Regions from separate parts of the Homo sapiens genome. Here region 2 is linked to region 1. Evidence: chromatin contacts called from ENCODE Hi-C or POLR2A ChIA-PET data. All regions are on one chromosome and are shown on one strand. The core of a region is the stretch at or near the end of the contact, and the rest is flanking DNA. Distances in the headings are between cores, read along the strand shown. Region 1 holds the start of TSNAX-DT (TSNAX divergent transcript). Region 2 holds the start of IRF2BP2 (interferon regulatory factor 2 binding protein 2).

The links. Hi-C counts contacts between places; a loop is a spot of excess contacts on that map. ChIA-PET counts read pairs that join two places held with the same protein, here RNA polymerase II (POLR2A). Pooled maps may share reads with other maps.
Region 2: a pooled map shows a loop between it and region 1 (21-fold over the local background). The contact joins the promoter of IRF2BP2 here to the promoter of TSNAX-DT in region 1. A Hi-C loop is called at or near these places in 7 of 50 pooled maps. POLR2A ChIA-PET finds 5 or more read pairs at or near these places in 2 of 52 experiments (HepG2 and activated T-cell).

The regions. Positions count from the first base shown.
Region 1 is chr1:231,525,358-231,531,277 of GRCh38, reverse strand. It overlaps TSNAX-DT (TSNAX divergent transcript), which reads left to right and starts at 2,722. Exons shown (of 3, transcript NR_173106.1): 1 at 2,722-2,858; 2 at 3,863-3,940. TSNAX (translin associated factor X) reads right to left here and starts at 2,609. Exons shown (of 6, transcript NM_005999.3): 1 at 2,452-2,609; 2 at 1,919-2,023. The coding sequence starts at 2,467. It overlaps TSNAX-DISC1 (TSNAX-DISC1 readthrough (NMD candidate)), which reads right to left and starts at 2,625. Exons shown (of 16, transcript NR_028393.1): 1 at 2,452-2,625; 2 at 1,919-2,023. RefSeq lists enhancers at 1,853-3,052, 2,521-3,342 and a silencer at 5,021-5,315.
Region 2 is chr1:234,608,928-234,614,847 of GRCh38, reverse strand. It overlaps IRF2BP2 (interferon regulatory factor 2 binding protein 2), which reads left to right and starts at 4,670. Exons shown (of 2, transcript NM_182972.3): 1 at 4,670-5,920. The coding sequence starts at 5,354. RefSeq lists enhancers at 1,756-1,805, 2,086-2,145, 4,296-4,395, 4,498-5,195 and silencers at 3,446-4,045, 4,526-4,715, 4,776-4,875, 5,256-5,335, 5,576-5,855.

The DNA.
Region 1 (5,920 bases), core at 1,473-3,972:
TTAAAGAAAATTGTAGTTCAGGCCAGGCGCAGTGGCTCACGCCTGTAATCCCAGCACTCTGAGAGGCCGAGACGGGCAGACTGCTTGAGCTCGGAGATCAAGACCAGCCTCCAGCAACATGGCGAAACCCTGTCTCTACAAAAAAATTTAAAAAAATTAGGCATGGTGACACACGCCTGTAGTCCCAGCTACTCAGGAGGCTGAGGTAGGAAAATGGCTTGAGCCCAGGAGGCAGAGGTTTTGCAGTGAGCCAAGATCGTGCCTAATTATTATCTCAGCCTGTGTGACAGAGACTCTGTCTCAAAAAAAAAAAAAAACCAAAAAACTGTAGTTCAGCAGACGGGTAATGAGGACACCACCTTAGAAGCAACTCCACCTTTTCTTTTTTTTGAGATGGAGTCTCATTCTGTCGCCGGGGCTGGAGTGCAAAGGCGCGATCTCGGCTCACTGCAACCTCCGCGTTCCGGGTTCAAGCGATTCTCCTGCCTCAGCCTCCCGAGTAGCTGGGATTACAGGCACCTCCCACTACGACCAACTAATTTTTCGTACTTTTTTTTTTTTTTTTTTGAGACGGAGCCTCGCTCTGTTGCCCAGGCTGGAGTGCAGTGGCACGATCTCGGCTCACTGCAAGCTCCGCCTCCTGGGTTCACGCCATTCTCCTGCCTCAGCCTCCCAAGTAGTGGGGACTACTGACGCCCGGCTAATTTTTTGTATTTTTAGTAGAGACGGGGTTTCACCGTGTACTTTATTAGAGTCAGGGTTTCACCATGTTGGCCAGGCTGGTCTCAAACTCATGGCCTCGTGATCCCCCCGCCTCGGCCTCCCAAAGTGCTGGGATTACAGGCGTGAGCCACCACACCCAGCCGCAACTCCACCTTCTGTATCAGTACGCTCTTTATTCAATTACGGCCAGCTGTCTTAAACTTCTGACGATCACAGTAGATACTGTGGTGGTTTTCAAATATATCCACAAATAACCTGAGACTCCTCCCTCCAAAGGGTGGGACATAACTTCCTTCCTCTTCAATGTGAGACAGTTTTTAAAACTGCCTCCCTTCTAACAAACACAATGTGACAAAAATGACAGTGTCTGATGTCTGAGATTAGGACATAGAGATTGTGGTTTCCTCCTTGCTCTCTTGCACTCTCTCTCTCTGAAGGAGGCCAGATGCCACACCAAAGGACATCCAAGCAGCACAAGAAGTTCATGTGGACAGGAACAGAGAGCTGGTTGCAGGCAAAAGGCCTAAACTATCAACAGCTGTAGATCCTTCAGCCCCAATCAAGGCTTCAGGTGATTGCAAATAGGAATCAACCAGCTAAGCCCTTCCCAGATTCCTTAATCACAGAAACGTAAGGTACAGGATAGTGGATAGACAGGGACAAAAGGAAGAGGATTTTGTTTTGTGTTTGTTTTGAATTGAGGAATAACTTGTCCAAGTTAATATGCTGAGAAAAGGGGACTGTGAAAATATGTGTATATAGATATGCGAGATTCACTAATAGATACAAGCTCCCACTCTGTGCTAAGTGTTACAGTTAAAACAAAGATACCGTCCCTGTCTTCAAGTCTAGTAGAGGAAACAAATACACACTAAATGAAAATATATTTTAGCATATAACAGATGAGTAAATATTATCAGGTACACAATTCTTGAGTATGTGACATGTCAAATATTAATTAATGTTTACTGTTTCTTGTGTTTAAGTCATGTTTACCTGATTACTAATATTTCTCTTAATGGGACATAAAAGTGAAGGCCTTTGTAATCCAGACTTTTAGGGTACATCTAGCGCCATCACAAAACCTCCAGCTAAAGTTTCACATTAAATTCTTAGGGACTGTTTTCTTGCGCATAACCATGGCTAAATAATTTTGTTCTCTCCCCTTCTTCAACTTACATTGCAGAGAACTTACATTTAAAGGCCAACATCACGGGTGAAGATGAATTAACATCCTTCCCTTCTCTTCTTTGGTTATGTGGGAAATTGTCATGCTTCCTTTTCCTGAACCCTCCTGATCCTTATATAGAGAAGAAAAAAAGAGAGGGATCTTCCATCACCAAGAGTTTGCAAAACACAACATAGACAAACCTACTCCTTGCTTTAAAACCAGATACCCACAGGGCCCTCGCCTTAGAGGCTTTCTCCGCAGACTGACAGAGACGCTGCCCAGGCCTTTCCAAGCAAATCATCCAAGTTTCCACCAACTGGTGCTATGATCTGGCATTACAGCAATTACTGAACTAGGATAAAATCACACCTCAAAAATTTAAGAAAAAAGGAGGTGTAAACAGGGCCGATCTGGCCGGGGAGAGAAACAGAGGGGCCGCCCCCGAGTCTACAAGGGACGAAGGCATCCTTCAAGGGTGAAAAGGGGAAAACTGCATAGAAAGACTGGAGAACCTCCCCCTCCGGATAAATAACGCCCCGTGTTGTTAAGGACGCCACCTTCTTTGTTGCTCATGTCGTCACAGCCTACGGTGAGACGAGCGGAGACTGAAGGACCTGGAGCAAGAGGAGTGCGCGAGGTACAGGCCGAGGGAACCTGGGAAAACAGCCTGCAGAAAAACGCTTTGCAGCCGGGCCGACTACAACGCAGTGGCCGGAAGTCTCCTCTCACGTACTTCCGGCCTGCGTCCGGAGGGGAGGGGAGGCCGTCGCCGCTGGCTCCGCCCACCGCGTGGTCCAAGGACCACCACCCGCCACCGCCGCGCGAGCGTACTATTGCGGCCGCCCTCTGCTGCGCCTGAAGAGAGAGGCGACTCTACAAGCCTCACAGCATGCACTGTTACTAAAAAGACGATGCGTCCTCCTGGACCTGAGATCTGTGTGATCGTGGGAAAGCGACGAAAAACGTACGTAATTTTTTTCTGAAGGCACCTTCGGGACACCTTACCCTTCCCTCAGGGGGGCCCAGCTTCGCGCGCGGTGCTGTGGGGGTTGTAGTTCCTCCGCCGGAGCGGGACCTCCGGTGCCCCGGGCCAGGGATGTGAGAAAGAAGCGAGCCCTCGAGTTTCCTCGGGGCATGTGGGAAGGTTTTTTTCAGGATCCAGGCAGAACCTTACAGAGCTGGGAGTTTTTTAACTTTCCATTCCTGGCAGTGACGCCAGGAGCTTTAAGTGATGGAAATATGCGAGTCAATCAGTGGATGGTGTTAGTACTGTTTTCTCTTATGAAGATCAAGCCTGCCCTTCGGGTCTACTTCCACCTTTTCCCCCTGCCCGTCTCCCACCGTCTCCCTCCTCTCCACTGGCTCTCAGAAGCCGGACAGCCTGTGTTCAACTTGCCTCCACGGAGTGGTTGTGTGACCTTGATGAAGCACGCAACTTCTCTGCCTCAGTTTCCTTATCTGTAACATAGGGATAGAATAGTACCCGCCTTGTAGGGTTATTTGAGGATGAAAGGAGTTAAGTCTCGTGAAAACGCTCTTTCACATATAACTGCTCAATTAAATATTAAATACCATACTCCTCTCCCACCAGGGCTCTCCCAAACAAAATGATAGACAGGTGAGTAATAGCAGCTGTGTTCCACTAAACTGTGGGCATTTCATTATGAGCAGGTGCTGCCACCATATCTAGACTTTGTGCCGCCCCTTAGCCCCAGTGCTTCTCAGCGCTGTGATCCGGTCCCATGTAAGCTTCCGTCAATGTTTGTTGAAGAATCATGTTCCTGGTGTCAGAATAGGTAACTAGATGGCAATTCAGCACCGTCTAGAGAGAAACTCAGGCCAAGGCTTCATAACTGGGGTGCCCTAGGCCTAGTACAGAAAACACAAGTACATTTTAAGCTTTCTCTAAATAACCTCTCTATTGTGGTCATGTGTTGAACACACAGTCTTTTCTCCTTGTTAATTTAGGAACAAAGGAACAGTAAATGGAGTAACTTGGCTAGAATATGGCAGTAACTACAAGGCATGTTCTGCTCTGGCACGAAGGTAACCACCACTCATACCTCTCCAGCCCTGTGAATACGTCAATTGACTAAGCAGATTCCTTGAGGATAAAGTAGGCTCCTGGGGACCTTGCTTGTTGGGCTACTTGCTTTGTGGATGTTAAACAGATAATTCTCATGAGTTTGAGTGACGTCTGATCTACCAGTATTCCCCCTACTCTGATTAGAAATGACTTGACCATGCCAAAAAGAATAAAAGACAGCTCTGATACAAATGTAGCCATTTTAATGTGACTCCCTCTAGATCCAAGGAAGCCAGTACTTACGAACATTTTCAGAGTCAATACTTACTGTACTGTACCATAGTCGAGGAAAAGGGTATTTTTCCTAACTCTCCTGGAGTAGCACATCCCAAGATCTCAACTTTCCAAAACCTGGATCAACTATATTTCTTTTCTTTCTCCAGCCACCACTCCCCTAGCCTGTTCAACTACAGCTATGTTACCTGAACTGCTTTCCACTCTTTCCCATAAATGTAATGATTAGAACACTAAGTTTCATAACCTGTAATGACTTCTGAAAGTATTTAAGGGAGGTGAATCCCAGGAGCACTTTCCCAGCACTTATTTGCATATGCATTTACCCCAGGCCTCCCCAGGTGTTCCAACTTGTAGCTACTCCTTTGTCAGGAAATAGATTTCAACTTCTGTAACAACCTGCATCCCTACCTGGTCTCCTTGTTTTATTGCTTCAGATGCAAACACATAGTTTTGGTACTTGGCAAAACAGTTTTTTGTTTGTTTTTTAAAGGAAGACAACCACCCCAAGTCAGGGAGAGGAAGGTAAAGATTTTTAGTAGGATCTTACCTCTGATGTTGTTTTTACTTGTTATTGTTGCTTTTTTTTTTTTTTTTTTTTGACACGGTTTCACTGTCACCCAGGCTGCAGTCCACGGCTCACTCACTACAGCCTCGACCTCCTCGGGCTCAAGTGATCCTCCCACCTCAGCCTCCCAGGTTGTTGGGACTACAGGCACATGCTACTATGCACGGCTAATTTTTTTTTTCTCTCCATTTTGTGGAGACGGGGTTTCGCCATGTTGCCCAGGCTGGTCTCAAACTCCTGGGCTCAAGTGATCCACCTGCCTAGGCCTCCCAAAGTGCTGGGATTACAGTGAGCCACTGTGCCTGGCCCCCTGTTGCATTCTAATTGCCTATATTTGACTCTGAATGAAGCACTAAGCCTTTCAATTGCATGGTGGTTATTCAGTTCATAAATCCTCTCATTGGTCACCATTAGATTAAGAGAAAAATCGCATATCAAAACTGGTTTGGGAGGCCAAGGCGCGCAGATCATTTGAGGTCAGGAGTTCGAGACCAGCCTGGCCAACATGGTGAAACAGTCTCTACTAAAAAATACAAAAATTATCTGGGTGTGGTGGCACGCACCTGTAATCCCCAGAGGCTAAGGCAGAAGAATCTCTTGAACCCAGGGCGGGAGTTTGCAGTAAGCCAAGATAGCGCCACTGACCTCCAGCCTGGGCCACAGAACAAGACTTCACCTCAAAACAAAAACAAAAACAAACAAAAAAAACTGGTTTTGGATATTGAAGGAAAATCATATAATCCAGTAAAGAGAAGATAATTAACAGATTATCTATTTCAGCATTTCCCTTATTTAGTTATTACATAAATAACTAAATCCTGGGGTAGAAGAGATCATGGGGAATTGTAAGAATCTGGAGTTTCTGTTTTTTAAAAGATAACCATAATATTTAAAAGATATCTGTGGGATCCAGAGTGGTATTGTGAAGTGTACACATTACCTTTATTGTGAATAAATTCAAAGATTTATTTTTCAAGCAATGCTAGGATGTAGTAGGAGAAAATGATGTTCCAGTTTTATAACACAAGAAAGAGAAGCTCATATTGAAGAAGTAAAGAGTGATGGGTAAAACCACAATGAGATATCACTTCAAATCCACTAGGATGACTAAATTTAAAAAGAAGACAGAAAATAATAA
Region 2 (5,920 bases), core at 3,421-5,920, 3.1 Mb before region 1:
CATGTTACTTTAGGTAAGTCAGGTTTTTAGTTTCTGAAAAGGATGACAAGAGAATAGAATTTATCCTTGAAATATCTTTTTAAAATGTTCATGTGAAAGATACAGCAAATACCATGCCATCGTACTGTTCTTTAACGTTTTAGAATTATTACATTATTTGACTTTTTCAGTTCTTATGCTATGGAATGTGTATGTAGGAAATGTACATTTTTTAATAGAAAAGCTAAGAAGGGAAAATTTACCATTTTTATATTTTCAAACATTATCTGTGAAGTTAATTCATTATTTTGTCAACATCTTCCTACTGATATCTTTCAAAGGGCTTCAGTGAGTGTTTTAAATATTCTAAGTTAAACCCACATCCAGATATTCCAGAAAAGTGCATTTCATCCTGCTTTTTCCAAAAAGTCAATAGGAGGTTTACTGGCATCAAATGGCTGTTGAATCCCTTCCAGTTCTACAAATTTCCTTGCAGACTGAGCAAGTGTGTGACCTCAATCTCTCCTTTGTCTATTTTGTCTGTTTCTCACTTAGCTCTTTAAATTCTGACACAGTGAGTATTTAACCTTCATCAAGATCCCAAATTTTGCTCTAAATAGGGACCTATACATACGTTGACATATAGGCTGCCGACTAACAGCTTCTGTGTACAATATGTGGATGATTAAGAGCTCCTGTGATTTTATCTGGCTTGATTCTTAGACCCTCCACAGAGAGTTTATCTCCTCCACATGCAAAAGTCTCTTTAATATCTGTATGCTCTGTGCACAGGGGAGGTAGGCTATAGAGAGAGGTCAAACAGAGGGAAAGTATTTCTAAAAAAGAATATTTGCAATTTGAAAAACAGTAAGATTGTCTCATAAAATGCTGTTACTAAGAAGGAAGACTCTCATATCAATTACAGAAGGTTCATTTATGTCATGGTGCTCCATAGTATGTGTAGATATATTCATATAAACAAATGTGTTCAAATATATATAACTTATTTAAAAAATTGGAAAAGCCCTGAATATCACGTGTGCTCTTCAAACCTTACGACACTTTTGCCAAAGCTGAAGAAACCCGCAATGATGTCCACAGAAATCCAGATGAAATGTGGCTGCATTTTTTCTCTTCTTCAAATACGCCAAGATCAGAGTTTAAGAAGCTTTAGCATGGTTGCAACATCATGCTATTTAAGGAAACTGCACTCTAAAGAATGAAGGCTGTGATTCCACCTCTGGATAGAGGGTGAAAGCCACGAACTCAGCAGTTCCTAGGAATACCATCTATCTCCTGGACAGCACCCACAAGCTGCTGGGGGAATGGGGTTGCACCCCTCTTGCAGCTGCATAACCTGGGGGCAAAGTTCCAATAAGGTACTCTTGTAGGAACCGTTTCTTTACACTGCTCTATAGACTGTCAGTTCAGGGCTTCCGTGTGTTAATAGCTGCTTGACTGGAGTAAGCTCTGGAAACCAGATTCAGATTTTAGATGTTTAACGTTCACGCAGTAGAAGCCCGTTTCAATCTCAGTGTCGGAAGGTCACATTAGTTCTACCCATTGAGCTATCGCTTACAACTGCTCTCTTAGGTTTGCCTTCCAAGCCACTTCCTTATTCCTGCTTTTCTGATAGTGTCATACTGAATGGCTTTCCTTTTACTCCTACACTGTGATTTTTATTTAAAAAAAAAAACAACTCTCAGAAATTAGAGCTGGAAAGGACTGTTGGTTTGTCTAGTCTCAGCAGGAGTGTTCTCCATAGAATATTTCCTTTAGTCCTTAAGACAAATTGCAACATTTTAGTGTTCTGGTGAAAAGCCAGCCTCATCCCGCTGCGTCGCCGACACTTGGCCCAGCATCTGCCTGCCTGTCCGTATATGAATGTGCAGGAGCACACTGCAGCCAACCCGGTAACCTTGACTCTGGGTGGCAAAGATGATCATAATTCTCTTTTGAGAGGACCTGGTGCCTCAAGCAAGAGGGCAGAGTCTACGTGACTAAAACATACCAACTTCCTCTTTCATAAGTCATCACATGATGAACTACAATTACAATTCCTGCCTTGTCTCTGCGAATTGCAGACGCATTGCCTCACCCTAGAAACCCTGCTCCTGTGTGTGGAGGAGGCGGCTGTAACTGCTGCAGCAGCCGCTTTGGATGGGATCCAACTCCAGTCTGTGCCGGGAGGGAGCGGTGGGTGGAAGACAAAAACAAAGCTATGTTTACTTAGCATACATCGATAAAGCTGCTTCAGAGCTACATGAAAGGCCAGGCTGCATGAAAGACTTCTGATACAATATAAGGAATTGCTGCCCTGAATCCAGCCTTAACCCCCTTGATTCCGGATCGAGCCCAGAACTAAAATAGCCCTTCCATTTTCCATCGGGCATTTCATTAGGGAAGTTACAACAACTCAGTTTCGACATGAAACTGGCAGTGTAAAATAAGAAGGAAATGCTCTTCCTTTGGAGAAGAAAAGCTCCGTTTTGCAAAGATCTTAGTATCGTGGCAGAATTTCTATCTCTAATTCTATTTTAGGATGGAGTGGCAGGCTCTCCCCTTGAGGCCATTACAGTACCAGCTTGCAGAGAAATGAGTATAATTAGGCCACAACTCTAATGGTGAGTTGTGTTTTCTTTTAGTATGTTTCAGTCAATGCTTAGTGGGGCCGTCTCTTGGGGGCGATGAGTTGGTTCATTTCTCTGCAGCACAAGGACTGGACTTCATCCCCTTTGGGCAGTGACGCAGTGGGTGAAGGCATGTACTGGAATGAGTGTCACAGGGTCTCTGAGGAGGGTGACCAAAGGGACAGGTCTTGAAAGCGGTGTGCAACAGCAGGGCCTGGGAGTGACCAAACCCGCTGGCACCAGCTACTCCCGGGAAGGATCTGGACAGGCCCCATTCTCCCAGCTTGGAGAGGGTGAGGCAGGATTGCAATTGCAGGGCAAGATCCAGGAACAGATGCAGAGACCTTTAAAACAGGCGCACCTTCTATGGAAATCCCCAAAAGACATTCAAGGTTAGCCTGTAAAAACATTTAGGTCTGACATTACGTTTTCTGTGCCATTTTCGAACAGGTTTTTTCATGTGTTTTAAGCAGCTCCCTCCACTGTTTCTCTAAGGGTGTTTTTCCTCTTCCTTGTGGTTAATCCTTTGAAGCAACCTGGTATTTTCAATAGCAACGACTAGAGAGAAACGTCAGCATGATTTTTTTTTTCTCTCCACCTACCAATCCAGTTGTAGGAAAGATAATATAATTAGTACCCTGTTCTTCCCACACTTAACCAGCTCATTCCAGTCTCAAGGGAGAGTTGTGGGCCTGTGTTCCCAACAAAAGCAGCTCCAGAGGCCGCCCTTAAAGAGCTTAAGTGTAAAAGTCCCAATTGAAGAGCGACTAAGCCTACGTGTATTAGGGAGACTAACGACCAGCCCAAAGTGATTTACCATAACACACACTAGCTCCTCCTCCCGATAAAAGTGCGAAACTCAAACATTCAATTCAGTCTGGGCTGAGTCTGAGGCTGCCAACGGTGGCAGACCTGCAGGCCGGGCTCATCCCGGCCTGGGTGGCATATAGGGCAAAAGTCCGCCTCCGTCGGCGGCCCGCCCTGCGGGACGGCGGGCCAGCCAGCCAGCCGGTCGCCCCCACGGCCCTCGGGAACCTCGCGGAGGCGAGCAGGACCCCCCCCCCCCCCACTCGCGCCCTCGCCTCCCGCCACCTCGAGTCCAAGTTCGGGCCCGGGGGCGGCGCCTCGACGCCCAGACTCGCCGAAGGGGGTGGAGCCTGCGCTGTGACGCGGCCGCGCTGGCCGTAGACCCCGGATCCCTGGAATGTGCATTCGTTCCACGAGGCCCTAGTGCCAGCGGCGCCGAGGCACGTCTGCGCGGAGCGTGCGCACTCGCGGCGGCGGCCGCCCACGGCCCCGCGCCCACGTCACGCGCCCGCCGCGCATACCTACATAAGGCAGCCGGGGCGACTGGCGCGGCGAGGCCCCCGATGAACAGGGCGGGCTGGACGGGGCTAAGAGCGGCACTTGGTGTTCGGGAGAGGCTAGTCCGAACCGCGCTCCCTCCCCTCCAGAGGGCTCCGTGGAAAACGCGCGAGCCAGCTGGCGGCGTGTGCACGTGGTGCTGGGCTTGGGAATATTCACAGTCTCCCTAGTTAGTAAAAGGGACAGGCGGGGCGTATGTCCTTTCCAAGACAAATGCAAAGCACCAGTGACGGATTTCATGCTATGTGTCCGACATTGAGCTTTCAAGTATAACTCCTAAAAAACCAGAACTGTGAACCACGCTAGACCTAAATTCCCCATTCTCAGGAGACTGACGGAAACCAAGTGACAAAGTGTCCTTGCATAAAAGAAAAAAAATGATTTTTAGCACGATTTGGCCCAGAGGCACACCAGAGGAAAACATCCTGAGGGTGGTCGGGACAGCCGGGTGGGGCGCGAAGTGAGGGAAAGTGGAGGAAAAGCACTCGATCACTTTGCGCGGTGTTCCGAAGGGAACACCGGCGCTGCGCTGCTGCGCTGCCCCGCGGGCGGGCGGGCGCCGCGTAGCCGGCTCTCCCGGCAGCGCTCCTTCGGCGCGCGGGGGGAGGGGGAGCGCGCGCGCGGGAGGGCGGGCACGCGCACGAGGGGAGGGGGCCCGCGCAGGCGCCGTGCGAGACTGTCGAAGAATCAAGTCTGTAGAAGTGGAGCGGTCGCGGCGGCAGCAGCAGCAGCGACGGTGGCGGCGGCGGAGCTGAGGCGGGCTGGCCGCTGACGCTGGCGCTGGAGAGCGGCGACGCCAGGAGCTGTGAGAGAGCGGCGGAGCGACCCGGGGCCCGCGCCGCGCCCGAGCTCCACGCCGCCCGGCCGCCGCCACCCCGGCGCGGCATGCCCCGCCGCTCGGGCTGAGCCTGCCCCGGCGGCCGCCCCCCGCCCCCTGCCCCCCCGGCCTCCCCGCCCCCCGCCCCGCACTCCGTGCCGGCCGCCGCCGCGACCTGCTGCGCTCCCCCGCGCCCGCGCGGCCCGTCTTCGCCCCGGTCTGGAGGCCCGCCGCGGCTCCGGCCGAGCCCCCACCGCCGCGCCCGCCGCCCCGCCGCGCCGCGCCGCCCGCCCGTGCCCGGGCCGGCCGGGGGGAACTGCTGCCGCGGCTGCAGCCCCTCACCTCGCGCCCGCCGCCCCTCGTGCACCGGGGGCGCTGCGCGGGCGCCGAGCCTTCGCGGGCTTTGCCGCCGCCGCCGCCGCCTTTGCGGCCGCCGCCGCCGCTGGTGGGGGAGACGCGGGGTTGGGGGGGGAGGAGGGCGCGCGTGGTGCCGGTGGGGGGCGGCGGCGGCGCCCCCTCCTCCTCCTCCGCCTCCTCCTCCGGCGTCGCGGGCTCCTCGGACATGGCCGCGGCGGTGGCGGTGGCGGCCGCGTCCCGGCGGCAGTCGTGCTACCTGTGTGACCTGCCCCGCATGCCCTGGGCCATGATCTGGGACTTCACCGAACCCGTCTGCCGCGGCTGCGTCAACTACGAGGGCGCCGACCGCGTCGAGTTCGTCATCGAGACGGCGCGGCAGCTCAAGCGGGCGCACGGCTGCTTCCCGGAGGGTCGCTCCCCACCCGGCGCCGCGGCCTCGGCCGCCGCCAAGCCGCCGCCGCTCTCCGCCAAGGACATCCTTTTGCAGCAGCAGCAGCAGCTTGGCCACGGCGGCCCCGAGGCGGCCCCGCGCGCGCCGCAGGCCTTGGAGCGCTACCCGTTGGCGGCCGCGGCCGAGAGGCCCCCGCGCCTCGGCTCTGACTTCGGCAGCAGCCGCCCGGCAGCGAGCCTGGCCCAGCCGCCGACGCCGCAGCCGCCGCCCGTGAACGGCATCCTGGTGCCCAACGGCTTCTCCAAGCTAGAGGAGCCGCCCGAGCTGAATCGCCAGAGCCCGAACCCGCGGCGCGGCCACGCGGTGCCGCCCACCCTGGTG